2 separate regions of the Homo sapiens genome follow, and region 2 is linked to region 1. A link is an interaction called in ENCODE POLR2A ChIA-PET data of the cell type or tissue named here. Cell type or tissue: PC-9. All regions are shown on one strand.

The links. Peaks named below come from ENCODE experiments on the same cell type or tissue, not always from the same donor. Only the 100,000 strongest peaks of a DNase experiment are listed, where the experiment ranks them.
Region 2: POLR2A ChIA-PET joins it to region 1 with 19 read pairs; 2 of 35 experiments call an interaction of 5 or more read pairs at or near these places.

What each region holds. Positions count from the first base shown.
Region 1 is chr19:7,806,665-7,809,164 of GRCh38, forward strand. All of the region lies in intron 1 of LOC124904628 (a long non-coding RNA gene), which reads left to right. Among named protein-coding and RNA genes, the nearest start is that of EVI5L, 22 kb to the right of the region's middle. In PC-9, no CTCF peak of the experiment used is centred here; DNase peaks (open chromatin) are centred at 377, 957 and 1,537; H3K4me3 peaks cover 1,258 bases; H3K27ac peaks cover 1,991 bases.
Region 2 is chr19:7,988,425-7,990,924 of GRCh38, forward strand. All of the region lies in intron 2 of ELAVL1 (ELAV like RNA binding protein 1), which reads right to left. Among named protein-coding and RNA genes, the nearest start is that of ELAVL1, 16 kb to the right of the region's middle. In PC-9, no CTCF peak of the experiment used is centred here; DNase peaks (open chromatin) are centred at 27 and 987; H3K27ac peaks cover 2,500 bases.

The sequences.
Region 1 (2,500 bases):
TTAAATTTTTTGTAGAAATGGGTCTTGCTATGTTGCCCAGGCTGCTCTCATTTTTCCAAAAAGCCCTGGGCTAGGTGGAGATTGGCAGTTAGAAATGATCTGGGTGTTAAGTGTGCCCATTGTTACTGGGGTATGTGGCTCCCAGGTCCTCTTAGTAGATAAATGGGAACACACACACACACACACACACACACACACACACACAAACTTATTTCTATATTTATCTTTATATTTTGAAAACCATGAATTCACCTCAGTACCTCCAATTCAATAGGGTTTATTCTTGTTTTTTTTTGTATCTTTTCTTTTTTTTTTTTCTTGAGACCGAGTCTCGCTTTGTCACCTGGGCTGGAGTGCAGTGGCGCAATCTTTGGCAGTCTCAGCTCACTGCAGCCTCAACCTGCTGGGCTTGAGGGATTCTCCTGCCTCAGGCTCCTGAGCAGCTGGGACCACAGGCTCACGGCACCACACCCAGCTAATTTTTTGTCTGTAAAGACAGGGTCTCACTATGTTTCCTGGGCTGGTCTGGAACTCCTGGACTCAAGCGATCCTCCCACCTTGGCCTCCCAACGTGCTGGGATTACAGTGGCCGGGTGCAGCGGCTCACGCCTGTAATCCCAGCACATTGGGAGGCCGAGGCAGGTGGATCACCCGAGGTCAGGAGTTCGAGACCAGCCTGGCCAACATGGCAAAATCCCATCTCTACTAAAAATACAAAAATTAGCCGGGCTTGGTGGCGGGAGCCCGTAATCCCAGCTACTTGGGAGCCTGAGGCAGCAGAATCGCTTGAACCTGGGAGGTGGAGTTTGCAGTGAGCCGAGATCTTGCCACTGCACCCAGCCTGGGTGACAGAGCAAGACTCTGTCTCAAAACAAAACAAACAGAAAAACAAAGTGCTGGGATCACAGGCATAAGCCACCACACCTGGCCTCTGCATCTCATGAGCATTTATTTTGTGCTATGTGTTTTTTGGATATGACCTCAAAGAATCCGGTAACACAGCCGCCCTCATTCTCATTTTACCTATGAGCATAGTGGCTCAGAGATGAGTCACCTGCCCACAGCCCATCAGCTGATAAACACTGGAGTTGGGTTTGAAACTGTGAAAGCAATGAGGACCACATCATTTTCACTTCCCTTCGTGGCCCCAACTCAAACCAACCCAAAACCCAAGAAAGAAGATGTGGAGATTGTGTTGCCTTTCATAACTGGGAAGCGCGGGTGAGTGGAGGGGACCAGATTCAGGATCTGCTTTTCTTTCTTTCTTTTTTTTTTTTTTTTTTTTTGAGACGGAGTCTTGCTCTATCGCCCAGTGGAGTGCAGTAGCGCGATCTCGGCTCACTGCAACCTCCACCTCCCGGGTTCACACCATTCTCCTGCCTCAGCCTCCCGAGTAGCTGGGGCTACAGGTGCCTGCCACCACGCCCGGCTGATTTTAGCATCTGCCTTTCTTTATCTGTCTATGATCTGTTTGCTCCAGAATGTAACCTTCTAGACCAAAGGTTGGCAAACATTTGAAAAGGGCCAAATAGTAAATATTTTTGGGCCTCGAGGGCTCTCTGCTGCAACTCTGCTATTCTAGCACAAATGCGTCACATACAATACATAAATGCATGGGCAGAAAACAATTTGTTAGCCGGGCACAGTGGCTCACGTCTGTAATCCCAGCACTTTGGGAGGCCAAAACAGATTAGGGTTTTCCAAGGCTGCAGGAAGGCAGGAATGTGGAGTGACTGCTTAGTAAGTATGGGGGGCTGGGCATGGTGGCTCACGTCTGTAATCCCAGTACCTTGGGAGGCCAGGGGAGGAAGATTACTTGAGGCCAGGAGTCTGAGACCAGCCTAGGCAACATAGCAAGGCCCCATCTCTACAAAACATTTGAAAATTAGCTGACCACGGTGGCACATGCCCACGTCCCCAGCTACTCAGGAGGCAGAGGTGGGAAGATTGCTTGAGCCCAGGAGGCTGAGGCTGCACTCAACCATGATTGTGCCACTGCAGTCACCCTGGGTGACAGAAGAAGACCCTCTCTCAACAAAAACAAAAATAAATAAATAGGCCGGGCGCAGTGGCTCATGCCTGTAATCCCAGCACTTTGGGAGGCCGAGGCGGGTGGATCATGAGGTCAGGAGATCAAGACCTTCCTGGCTAACACGGTGAAACCCCGTCTCTACCAAAAATACAAAAAATTAGCCAGGCATGGTGGCAGGCACCTGTAGTCCCAGCTACTCAGGAGGCTGAGGCAGGAGAATGGCATGAACCCGGGAGGCGGAGCTTGCAGTGAGCCGAGATTGCACCACTGCCCTCCAGCCTGGGCGACAGAGTGAGACTCCGTCTCAAAATAAATAAATAAATAAATAAATAAATAAATAAATAAATAAATAACTATGGGGTGTCCTTTTGGGGAGATGAGAATGTTCTGGAACTAGGTAGTAGGGATGGTTGCACAACATTGTAAATGTACTAAATGTCACTGAATTGTATACTTTAAATGGTATGC
Region 2 (2,500 bases), 180 kb after region 1:
TGGCATAACCGGCTGAGTCAAAGGCTGGGGAAAGGCGCTAAAGACAGATGGGGCATGGCCTCAGGGGCAGTTAGACAGGTGGGAGGAGGAGGTGCTCCTGAAAGCCAATGGGAGAGGATGCTTCTGGAAGGAGGTGGAGACAGGGAACAGGACAGTATGTGGGTGGGAGGCCAACACACACAGCAGTGGCTCTCGCTAGGGGAGACTCTGCCTCCCAGGGGACATGCGGCAATGTCAGGACATTTTTGGGTTTCACCACTGGGATGTCACTACTGGGACCACGTGGGTGGAGGCCAGGGATGCTGCTCAACACCCTGCAGTGTCCAGTGCGGCGTCCAGCCCTGACATCAGGAGCCACAGATGTGGAGGAACTCCGAGCTAGAGGAAGCTGGAAGTCTGGAAGGAATTCCTTTCAAGACACTCGAAGCCCAGGAAAAGTGGGCACTTGGAGAGCCTGAGGCTCTTGGGAAGCCGGGAAGGGAAGGGAAGGGAGGATCGGGGCTGGAGAGCTGGAGACGCTATTAGTTCCACTGCGAAGCGGGAGGTGGTCATCAGCTGAGGGTGAAGGGGGTGGTCAGAGGACCGAGGAGGGTAAACACGGGGAAATGGCTGCTGTGGGGCTCGGAGACACCCGTGTTGTGAGCTGAGCTAGGCCAGGGATCAGATTCGCCGGGGTGCCTGCCTGGCCGGGTGAGAGGCTGTCTTGGGAGGCTGGGAGAAAGCCGTTGGCTGGGGAGAGGGGTGGTGAGACCTAGCGCCGTGCCCCGGGCCCTGCCAGCGAAGAGGTTTGCCCACACTGGCGGCAGGCTGAGCAAAGCCAGGTTGCAGCATGTTCTCCGTAAAGCTCCAGTCACTTGAAGGGCTGCTAACAAGAGGCTGGGCCAAGATGAAAGCCCAGGCCCAGCCACTCCACAACTCCTGGTGCGCCAGTTACTAACTACTGTCCAAAGATAAGACAGGGCTCACCTCCGAACTGAAATAATTTCCAAATTACACTTTTGCAGCCTTCACTGATTCTCAAAACCAGTTCTCTCCAGACTGAGCCAAATCTAGGTGTTCCTTTAGCATAGCTCACATTCCTGTGAAAACCACAAGGGAACAGACAAAGAAGTCAGGTTGCAGGAGAATAACTGCAAATTCCATGGGAATGCTTGCAATATCTCTGGTGCTCAGGAATATCAAGGAAAATTCCCTTCCACCAGAAAGAGGAAAAAGGTGAGAATTGTTAGTGGCACAGGAGAATTTTAAAACCCTTCTCTTATTTAGGATGGTCTCCTGGAGCAGGAGAGAGATGCTGGCTTCTAGAACATTCTAACACTGCTCAAGTTTGTATACTGTGTAAAATCCCCATTGAGAAGGCGTTTATTAAATCAGACTCTTGGAGTTGGAAGGAGAGAAGGCTTTCTTATTCAGTGCCTGCATCTGAAGAGCTAATTCCCTGTAGAGCGGCCAGACAGGCTCTTTGGGAGTCATGTGGGGGTCAGGTGTCTTAAGGTTACTGGGGAAATGTTGAAGATAAAGTGCAATGATGGGTACATCAGGTTCAACACATCACTCTATGTTCATGTATGCCTGAAATGTTTCATAATAGAAACTTTTGTTAACTTTTTATTTTTGAGACAGAGTCTCACTCTGTTGCCCACACTGGAGTGCAGTGGCACAATCTCAGCTCATTGCAACCTCCGCCTCCCAGGTTCAAGTGATTCTCCTGCCTCGGCCTCTTGAGTAGCTGGGATTATAGGCGTGCGCCACCACGCCTGGCTAATTTTTGAATTTTAGTATAGACAGGGTTTCACCATGTTGGCCAGGCTGGTCTCGAACTCCTGACCTCAGGTGATCTGCCTGCCTTGACCTCCCAAAGTGCTGGGATTATAGGCATGAGCCACCGTGCCCAGCATTCAACTTTTAAATTAGTTTTTTTTTTTTTTGAGACAAGGTCTCACTATGTTGCCCAGGCTAAAGTGTAGAAGACACTTTAGTACCAAGTGGTACTTGGTAAGGTGCAATCTCAGCTCACTGCAACCTCAACCCCCGAGACTCAAGCAATTCTCCTGCCTCAGCGCCCCCAAATAGCCAGGACCACAGATGCGGGCCACCACGCCCAGCTAAGTTTTTGTATTTTTCGTAAAGATGGGGTTTCACCATGTTGCCCAGGCTGGTCTTGAACTTCTGAGCAAGTGATCCTCCCACCTCGACCTCCCAAAGTGCTGGGATTATAGGTGTGAGCCACTGTGCCCAGCCTGAAGTGAGTTTTCAGTATAGGGAATCACAGTCCCCAAATCCAGGGTGGCAGACAGAGCCCCGAGAGGACTGGCCGCTCCTTGGCTTCCTAAAGCAGGGCGGAGACAGAAAGGAAGGCAGGGGGGTAGGGGTGGGTAGAGGGAAGAGGAGGAAGAGGGGCCATTGGGAGAGGAGGAGGAGGAGAGCTCCGCACATGGTCTGTCCGTAATTCTCTCCCGAGTCCTTGAAGCCATGCTCTCAGAATGGAGGCCACTCTGTA